Regions from separate parts of the Homo sapiens genome. Here region 1 is linked to region 2. The links are chromatin loops, found by intact Hi-C in ENCODE. Cell type or tissue: endothelial cell of umbilical vein. All regions are shown on one strand. Each heading gives the region's core, and the rest is flanking DNA. Links, peaks and the distances in the headings are about the cores only.

The links. Hi-C counts contacts between places; a loop is a spot of excess contacts. Peaks named below come from ENCODE experiments on the same cell type or tissue, not always from the same donor. Only the 100,000 strongest peaks of a DNase experiment are listed, where the experiment ranks them.
Region 1: a loop joins it to region 2, with 2.7 times the contacts of the local background. A loop is called at or near these places in 1 of 110 quality-filtered maps.

The regions. Positions count from the first base shown.
Region 1 is chr10:113,877,540-113,882,925 of GRCh38, reverse strand. NHLRC2 (NHL repeat containing 2) reads right to left here. Exons shown (of 11, transcript NM_198514.4): 4 at 3,231-3,352. Among named protein-coding and RNA genes, the nearest start is that of NHLRC2, 26 kb to the right of the region's middle. In endothelial cell of umbilical vein, for the core only: no CTCF peak of the experiment used is centred there; a DNase peak (open chromatin) is centred at 2,465; H3K27ac peaks cover 1,764 bases.
Region 2 is chr10:113,928,201-113,933,586 of GRCh38, reverse strand. No RefSeq gene overlaps it. Among named protein-coding and RNA genes, the nearest start is that of NHLRC2, 76 kb to the right of the region's middle. In endothelial cell of umbilical vein, for the core only: no CTCF peak of the experiment used is centred there; no DNase peak of the experiment used is centred there; H3K27ac peaks cover 1,986 bases.

The DNA.
Region 1 (5,386 bases), core at 139-5,138, 51 kb after region 2:
TGGGGTAACTGTATATCCACATGTAAAAGAATGAAGTTGAACCCCTACTTCACACCATATACAAAAATCAACTCAAAATGGATCAAAGACCTAATTATAAGAGCCATAACTAAAAGACTTTTAGAATAAAACACAGGGGTAAATAATTATGACCTTGGATTTAGCAATGGATTCTTACAACAACAAAAACATAAGCAACAAAAGGAAAAAATGGACAAATCAGTCATCATCAAAATTTAAAACTTCAATGTATCAAAGAACATGATTAACTAAGTATAAAGGCAAGCAGAAAAATGTGAAAAATCATTTGTAAATCATATATCTGATAAAGAACTTGTACCTAGAATATACAAAGGATTCTTACAACTGTATTATAGAAAAGACAACCCAATTAAAAATTTGGCAAAGAATACTGACACTTCTCAAAGATATAAAAATGGCCCATAAGCACAGGAAAAGGTGGTTGACATCATTAGTCATAAGGGAAATGCATATCAAAACCACAATGAGATGCCACTTCATATCCAGTAGGATGGCTAGAATTTTTAAAAAATGAAAAATAACAAGTGACGGTGAACATGTAGAAAATTGGAACCCACATATATTTCGAGTGGGAAGGTAAGATGGTGCAATTGCTATGGAAAATAATTCAGCAGCTCTCAAAAAATTAAACATAAAACATATAACTCTACAATACCAATTCTAGGTATCTACCCATGCCAAATAAAAATGTATGTCCATGTAAAACCTGTGTATCAATGCTCACAGCAAGATTATTCATAACAGCCCAAAATAACAAAATATACAAAATAGCCAAAACACAATCTAAATATCAATGGTGAATTGGTAGATAAAATGTCATATATTCACACAACAGAATACTATCCAGCAATACAAAGGAATGAACTACTGAAATGCTACTTCACACATGAACTTTTCATTATGTGAAATGAAAGAAGCCAAATACAAGAAAATATATATAATTCTATTTAATAAAATGTTTGGAAAAGGCAAATTTATAGAGACAGAAAGTAAATTAACAGTTGCCTAGGGATGGGAGGGGACAGGGACTATCTGTAAGTGGTCATGTGGGTTCTTACTTGGGGGATGAAATGTTTTAAAAACAACGTATGGTTACAGTTGCAAAACCTGTTAAATTTACTAAAAACTAGTGAATTATAGATTTGCAATGGGTTAACTTTATGATACATAAAATATAGCACAATAAAGTAACTAAAAAATATACACAGAACACTTACAAGATCACATACAAATAAAAACATGCATTAAACGTATCACAATGGCTGCTTATAGGTATGCTAATGTAAGGGGAGTGAGAGTTGGGGGTATGGGGAAGTAGGAGAATTTATAATTTAAATAAATTATTCTAAATGAGAAGGGTCTGCATGAAACAATGTTCGTGAGCCATGAATGAGAATATAATCAATTCAATCCTCTGCAAATGAGGTCTTAAACAAAAATAAAACACAATAAATATTCTTGTATTTTTAAAAGGAAAAAATTCCACTTTCCATTTCTGCAGACACCATATTAAGTCACAGAATATAAAACAATTTCAGGTAACCTAAATTTGTTGTGATTATACTTAAATGCATAAATATTTGAAATGGAGCACATGGTCAATACTCGAAAACCCATTAAGTTGTAAAGCAAGAGAAATGACATACAATTAAAAAAGAAGGACAAGTACTCCCTGAATGTTGCAGGCTGGCTATTTTACTAATTCAATACACCATTAGAGGTCTAGCCCCTCTGACGAATTATAGACACATACAACCCCAAAAAGATAATGATAAAGAAATATTAATCATTAAGAATTTAGTAATTTAAAAAACCACTTTTCCCTAAAATATACACCATGGAAACAGTCCTATAAGCAGCTCTGCCTATAAAGGGCTCTCTGGTCAAATAAGTTTAGAAATGCTGCACAGATATCCCCCCATTAATGCACTCAACAATACATTAGCATATTTAAGTCTGGAAGAAAGTCTGCAAGACTTTAAAAAACACATCTGCTTTAATGTATTAACCCACAAAATCTGTTTTTCATGTAACACTTTTATATTGAGGAATACACACTTTCAAAAGTGCTTCCTGAAACAGTATTATTTGCTCATAAATTCATCCAACAAATATCTGTTGAACACCTACCATAGGCCAGGTCTTTTCTAGGTGCTAGGATTCAGTAGTAGACAAAACATATTTCTAGCCCTCAGGAAGACTTACAGTACAGTGGATATTATTATATATTATATGTATTTTTTTCTACTATGTGTATATAAGTGAAAATATTGTCAAATAAATGAGAATAAATGTCAATACTGAAAGAAACAGTGAGAAAAACAAGGCAGTATCTGAAACAATGTATTTAGACAGGATGAGTATGATGAACTTGGTTACTTATTTTCCAAACACATGGCAACTTAAAGACCAATGGTTTAGCCAAAACAACCATCAGGAGGAAATGTCTGAAATAACCGAGTACATCTACAATGGAATGTGATACAGTCATATCATTCAGGTGACTAACATGCAAAAAAAAAAAGTTAGAAAAACCTGCAAAACATTATGTATGCATAGCATCATTACATTTGTTTAAAAAATTCTCTACAAAAAGGCTTTTTAATATCAATTTATTTTTATAAGAGTAGAAAATTTCCAAAAAGACACACACTTTAACAGTGGATGGTTACCTCTGGGAAACTGGAATTGATGGTCAGGGGACTTTTTTTTACCTTTATGTATTAGCTGACTTTTTAGAAATAAGGACACATAATAAAATCAAACAAGTTTTAAGACGAATTGGCTAATCAGTATTTCCAGCCAAAGCATAAAAGTTGAATAGAAGCAGGAATGGTAGGATTTTTTTTCTAGTTTGAGAAAATTCAACTGAAAAAGGACAAAGGATCATTGTAAACTAGTGGTTAGGAAGATACTTCAAAATGAGGAGCTTTTGAGTGATTAGGGACACAGCCTTGAAACAAGGGTTAAAAAAAGAACTGAATGGGGTTTTCTTTTGTGACAAATACATACTGACACAAATAGAAACAGGATACTTGAGAATAAAACTAAAGTACGTACCTCAAGAAAAGCAGAACAAGGACATTGACATACATAAGAATCACGCTTTAACTTCAAATATTTAATGTAGCAAATACATTTCCTTTTTCTGATTGTAAGTATTAAAACAAATTTAAAATGAAAATTACCTTTCTTATAAGGTGGTTTTCAGTGTCTGCCACATATATGATATTATTCATTATGGCTACACCCTGTGGAGAATTAAAAGTTGATTCTGAAAATATTCCATCTTTTCTTCCAGGGTTGGGTCCTAAAATAAGATAAAATTTGCCACTTAAGAAGTGATCTCAAGGTAAAACAAAACAAAACAAAACAAACTTGTATTTAATGCTGGGATTTTAATATAAAAAAATGGTATGTCCATCTAAAAACTAAAATGTTCCCCAAGGAACATTTTTCTTAAGAGTGAGTTTTGCTAATGACAGGGCTCATAGTACAATTACTAGTGCACTTAAGCATAGTAGTATATAGCGAAGAAAATAATTTTAAAAGCATTCTAATTATCCATTACCTAGACTACAAAGATTTAAAAATAACTCCAATTGTTCAACAGATGAATAATTTTTAACAATTTTGAAAGATATGCTCCTTGGATAATACAATGAAAATTATGAGCCCTTTCCCTAGAAAAATACACATGGCCAAATTGTTGTAAACAATCCCAGATCCTGAGGACCACTGAAGACTCTCAGGAGTCCAAGGACCCCAGATTAAGAATCCTTCTTATCTACTATTTCACTTTGTCAGAAAGTCCTGCGATATATCATACACACTGTAAGAGAGAGTGATTCTAGTCCACCTCTCAGTTTTTACAATTCATGTAGAGTTTCAAGGGTGGAGAATATAACACAATAAAATGTAACTATTATTTCCATGGCCAGCAGACAAGCCATTCAAGGCCTCTAAATCAGCAGTTCAAACTGCTTTGTGGAACTCCATTGTCCTAGGCAACCATAAAAAGGTAGTGTAACAGAGTGGCTAGAAAACAAACCCAAGGCCTGGCACAGTGGCTCACGTCTGTAATCTCAGCACTTTGGGAGGCCGAGGCAGGCAGATCACTTGAGGTCAAGGGTTCAAGACCAGCCTAGCCAAAACAATGAAACCCCATCTCTATTAAAAATACAAAAAATTAGCCAGGCATGGTGGTAGGCACCTGTAATCCCAGCTACTTGGAAGGCTGAGGCAGGAGAATTGCTTGAACCCAGGAGGTGGAGGCTGCAGTGAGCTGAGATCATGCCACTGCACTCCAGCCTGGGCAACAGAGTGAGACTCCATCTTTAAAAAAAAGAAAACCAACTCAAGAGCCCAATAGACCTTGTCTAAATCCCAAGTCTGTCTCTTTCTAGCTGGTGATTTGGGAAAGTTCTTTGTGTCTCAGTTTTACTTCTGTAAAATGGAACTAATTACCTAACTCATAGCATTGTGCAGGCAAAAATGAGTTCATACAAGTAAAATGTTTTGAATAATGCCAGACATATAGTGTCTACTGTACCTACAATTGTTAATAATACTATTATTGTGTTGATATTGATAAGAGTTCCCTGAAAAAAAAGGGAGAGTTCTGTGGTTACATGAGATTGGAAAATATTGTGTACTATACCCCCCCATAAGGAAAATTAGGAGAGTAAAAAATTTGGGAAATATTATGATACCATCACCAATAAAAATCTGATAACATTAAAAGTGTTTCCTGAGTGTATCTGACCAAAGAATTCTTTTTTAAAAATTAAAGAATAACTGTATCAAAAGATAACAGTATTTCTAGAACTATGTTTGGGTAGTGTAGCTTGCTGCTGGTTTCTCTTTTAACAAAGAATATTCACCTACACTATTTTGAAAATCACAGAATCTATTAACTTTTAAAACCACTTAAATTCAAACTGCTACAAAAGACACTTTTTGAGTAACAATTCAATTCTCGTAACTGCCTGTCATAAATCAAAATACCAAGTAGCCAAAACAAAACAAACACCACAAAACACAACACATACTGTATCTTGGTATATTAAGAATAACATCAGGGCATAGGACCACAACTAGCTTTTTTATATTAGGAACACAGACATTTCTACTTTATGTACTAATGCTGCATATATTACTAAAGCAGGATTGCAAAGAAATGAATTACTTTTGTCTTTGACTAACATGCTGTCAAATGTCAGCTCAGTTTAGATAAGAAAGATTAATAAGAATGTACTCAGTAGAGTTTATTAATTATGTAGATGTAACCAAGAGGTAGTTTTAGATCTAAGACCAGGGAGATATAGAACAAAATGATCTACGC
Region 2 (5,386 bases), core at 87-5,086:
AAGAAAAAAGAAGAGGGAGGCAGAAAGGATGCTCTTCAGATTCAAGGCCATGGCAAGGGGTTTGTGCTCAAATTGCAGTTTTTGAAATGCAAGAATTTCCTCTTTGGGAGCTCAAATAGTTCATCATATGAAATTATGATTAAGGTTTAAGGATTTTTCTTAAAATGGGAGTCAAAAATGCTTGCCAACGTTTGGCTGATCTGGTGAAAGCAGCTGTACCACTTAACTTTCACCAGGGCCCAGTGACTAGTAATTCACAATTTGTGGTCCAGTGGGCTCTCAAGCTGGAAGGGACCTTAGAGATGATCCAAACCCACTCCTTTGGCAAACGGAGAAGCAAAGGCACAGAGATCCACTTCAGTCCCTTCTCTGTCCTCTCCCTGTCCCAACTAAGTGGACAGAGAGCTCTGCTCTCCATTTCTCTCCCTATTTGCTTCTCTGCTATCTTCTCCATAAATCCACTTTTCTACCTGCACAGTCTCTGACTCTACATCACTCAGAGTTTAAGTTGTGTGCTCCCGTGGGGTGTAACCATCCATCTATTTATCCATCCATCCATCCATCCATCCATCCATCCATCCATCCATCCATCCTTCCATCCAGTCTCCTGTTACAATGTATCTAGGTTTGGAAGGGTGACACCCTAAACCATGTGTTAGCTACTTCTTCATCAATTACTTGAAGCCCTGCTTTGGACCAGATCCTACATAGGTGACACAAAGCTGCATAAACATGTCAAGGAGTGCTGGGCTGTTGAGCTGAACAGGAGGTGGAATATGATGAATGTCATAAAATAGGCACCAACAAAACGCTCAGGGGGTATTCTCGGGGGAATTCAGAGCAAGTTTTGGGGATGAGTGGGAAGAAGCTTGGAGGGGATCCTGAGGGGCTGGGAGAGAGGATGAGACTCTTTCTTTTATTTTTGAGACAGAGTTTCACTCTGCCTCCCAGGCTGGAGTACAGTGGCACAATCTCGACTCACCGCAACCTCCGCCTCCCCAGTTCAAGCGATTCTCGTGCCTCAGCCTCCTGAGTATTACAGATGGGACTACAGGCATGCGCCACCATGTCCAGCTAATTTTTGTATTTTTAGTAGAGATGGGGTTTCACCATGTTGGCCAGGCTGGTTTCAAACTCCTGACCTCAAGCGACCCACCCGCCTTTTTCGGCCTCTCAAAGTGCTGGGATTACAAGCAGGAGCCACTGTGCCTGCTCCAGAGACTCTTTCTTACCCTGCGTGAGCTCTGCTAGACTGGAACTCAATGGCTGGGGACCTGAGACTCAAACCATTATAGGCAGAAAGAGTCTTTAAAGTCTTTGCATTTTAGCTTTATAGGTAAAGGCACCCTTACCCTCTCTTTCCCCAACAGCTTAAAGAAAAAATAAGTCAACGTTTCTCTTTGGAGTCATATAAATCCTTTCTCTCTATGTATGGAACTAAATGGCTCCCTGAGAGGCAAATACCCACTTCATCATGGACAAATTCAACCTGAAATTAAGAAGCCTGCCAGGAAATGGCCTAAAGTTATCCAGAGCTTCACTTAGCCTTGTAACCCTGACCTATGTCCATGTCCCTATGTTATCACAGATGTCTTTATTTCCTCACAGATTTTGCCTTACTGATACCTCAATTCAAATTGTCAAGGTAATTAAAAATATGTTATATAATATACATACTTGAAGTGCATATACAAGTTTAAAATAGCTTTGTTACAAACAGACATTTTCTTTCAATAAAACTTATTTTGTTCATCCAAACACACTTTGGGCACCAACTTATACCAAACATTAATAGGGCACAAATGCCAGGAGTCACTGGAATGAAGCATGGTGTACCAGTTTTCTGGAAAACAAGCAGAAACTGTGCCTCCTCCCTGCTGGAGGTGTTTCCTTTTTAGAAACAAGTCTTTGAGACTTGAAACCTATTCTATAAATCAAGTAATCAATATAAGCTTTATGGCAAACTCCCTTAAATTCCATGACAAGGAACTCTGAGGCATGGTCTCAATGCTTTTCTTGATTGATATTGTCTGAAATAAGGTTCAGTAAACCTTCGGCCTTGAAAATATTTTAACCTGAGGCATGTGGCCTGTATTTGCCTTTCCTCTGGTGCTTCCAGCACTTGGTGGGCTGTGTTCCCTCGTTCTTCAAGCTTGCCCATGGATTATATAAACGACTTCAGAGCAAGACCCAGAGAAGTTTGATGACCCTTTCTAAGCCAGGCAGTGAGTTGGGATGCCTGAGCCTGGCCTCCAACATCACAAGTTTATCAGGTGGTCATTCATACCATCTTGGGCTGCGACGGACCTAAGATGGCCTATTTTGTGCCAAGGCTCTTGTTTTTCAGATAAGGAAACCAAGGCCCAGAGTGGCTTTTCTTGATCATCCAAAGCTATGGAATCACAGATTCTTAGAGTTAGAAGGTACATTAAGCCTTTAGTTATCCAGTTTCACCTCATACCCAAAGGAGAAACACTTTCCACACACTCTCTGCCAGGTGATCATCCAGCCTCTCCTTGCACGCTTCTTGCACTGGGGAGTACATAATTTTTTTCTGACTTTTCTGTTTACGGACATGTCTAATTGTTGTCAAGTTCTTCTCTATAATCAGAGGAAACCCACTTTCCTGTTGCGTCCACTGACAGCTGCATTCCAGAGATTCCAGAACAAAACCTGGTGTCTTCTGGGTTCCAGAAGGGTTGCTCTTCCCCTGGCATCCCTTAGCCTGACTGAACCATTATGTTTCCTGGAGAGTTAGGGCCAGATTGACTTTCAGTAGCATGGCTTAGCTAGCTATGTTTATTTATTTTGCTTTCATTTATTAATGATAACCATCACCTTCTATAAGTCCCACCCATTTCCCTTCCTTTTCTGACGTGCAGAAAGCTCTTATTAGAACATCAATGAGTTCATTGCACTCTTTAAAATCAAGGTTCAGAAAAAAGCTGGAGTGTGCTTCTCTTGACAAGGCTGCTTGAGTATAATCATAGCTCTGTCACAAAATATGCAGGCTTATAAGGGGTTGTCAAATTTTTTCCTGAAGTGGGAGATGTTTGGGAAAAATTTTTTTGAAAGTTAACTGAAAAGGAACAAAGAGAAAAAATCAAGGACTAAATGATTTTATGCAAGTTTTGCATAGCTACAATTTGCAAACTTTGCTTTGATTAATGAGAATGCAGAGGACTCCTGAAAAAGAGAAAAATGAAGTTTTGAGCTGCACACGTAGTCATGAGTCTTGACCTTTCCATATGATGAGGTTTCTATTATCTTAACCTGGTGAGGAAGCAGATAATATGAATGAACTGGAAGTATTATTTTTCAGCCATCCAGATTCGAACTTCTTTTTCTGAAAGGAAAGATATCCAAGGTGGTCATTTAATAAACATGCAGGTTTCTTTAAGCAATGTTCTGCTCAAATGATTCCAGTTATTACATTACATTCCACTTCATGACTTTGGAGGACTTCTGGATTCTTAAGCATTAAACTTTTTGAAAAAAGTTTCTTTTAAAGCTATTTGGATTTGTATCTCAACATAAAGGAGGAAAATTCAGGTCTTTTTGAGTTCTGCAGACGGAATCAGTGAAAGGTGTCCTGGTTTTCTTCATTTCTCAGGCAAGGCTCTTGGATTTCCTGTGGACAGCTGCTTGTACCTCCGAATCCTAAATGGATTCCTCTCTGGCCTAAGCATCCGGTTGCTTCAAGGGCCCTCACAGACACAGCTCCACATCACATAGCCTTTGGAGGAGCAATTTTAAGGAGGACACGCTCTAAGTAAGCCTGGCACTGAATGGTTTTTCTATGGCTCTCAGATTGTGACAGGGACAGTCCTGGAGTCCCTAGGGCATTACTATGTCCGTGGGGCATTAATGCATCATTCCCTTTCTTTTGAAGTGGAATCTCCCATGCATGCACTCCAGTGATTATTAAGCCTCCTGTGGCCGCTCAGCTTAAGATTTCAGATCTCTCCCTGGCTTAAAATGCACTTTTCATTTTTTCGCCAGCCCTCTTCTCTCACCCCTCTTTGCCCTGAATTAGAAGCATATCAGCCGACAGAGTCACAGAACCTTAAACTGCCCACATGGCAAATTTCTATCTTCTAGTTCTCCAGTTAACTTCTTCTTCCCCTTTCTTTTTCGCCAAACACCAAGGCTAAATGAGATCGCTGCCTGGGAAGAGCATGAAAACCAGCTTACCCTTTCCTCCAAATGAGAATGCAATCCCACCCTTTAAATTTCCCAGCAATTGTAATGAGGATTATGAACAAGCACTGCAGACATCAATTTTCAAATGAAATGTAAGAAGAACCCTTTTAAGTTCCTAATCCTAATTGTAGACTAAGGCAGTATTATTGGAGTTGGTTTTAAAAACCAGGTTGATGATGCCTCAAAATTAAGTTATATTGTACCAGCACATGCAAAAGAAAGGGACATCAAAGAGGGAGTCAATTTGGATGGCAAACAGAAATAAATGCTGGGCTGAGACATTGAAGACATCTGGCCTTTTTGGAGCCCAATGTTTATTTCTTAGGTGGGGACAGTTAGAGACTTTCATGAGAGCTGGCTGTGGCTTTGTTATGACCTCCTCTCACTACTGTGAGTTTAGTTCTGTGGCTGTCTCATTTCCAGGACTGAAATGATGTATTGCTTGTTTAATTTGTTATTCTCTGTAACTTTTTTTGCATTTTAATAAACAAAAGTAGTCTTTTAGGGAAGAAGTCAAGGTTGATCTAAATGCATACAGTCAGAATTAGACTAATTTTTTTTGTACGTAAGTCTATGCACTCTTCACTTGGATGAAATCCCTAAAGAATAACATTTGGTGAAAATGAAATGGCAGAACAATAAAGTAACATTTTATGTATTCAAAAATATTTACATCAAGAGGATTTCTTTATAGCTTAAATTTAATAGAATTTTTAGCAAATTAAGCAGAATTTAGGAAGTGTAGTTTCAGCAGTGGTAAGAATCAAATAGCTTTCCTAGATTATAAAAACTTTGACTATAAGTTTTATCCAAAGATTCATGTTTTCAATTTTAAGCAATAAAAGAGATCTTTGGGGCCAGGTGTGGTGGCTCATGCCTGTAATCTCAGCACTTTATGGGGCCAAGGCGGGCAGATCACGAGGTCAGGCGTTCGAGACCAGCCTGGCCAACATGGTGAAACCCCGTCTCTACTAAAGATACAAAAAATTAGCCGGGTGAGGTGGCGCGGGCCTGTAATCCCAGTTACTCGGGAAGCTGAGGCAAGAGAATCGCTTGAACTCGGGAGGTGGAGGTTGCAGTGAGCCAAGATTGCGCCATTGCACTCCAGCCTGAGCAACAGGGTGAGACTCTGTCTCAAAAAAAAAAAAAAAAAGAGAGATCTTAGACATTTTAAAAGTCTAGT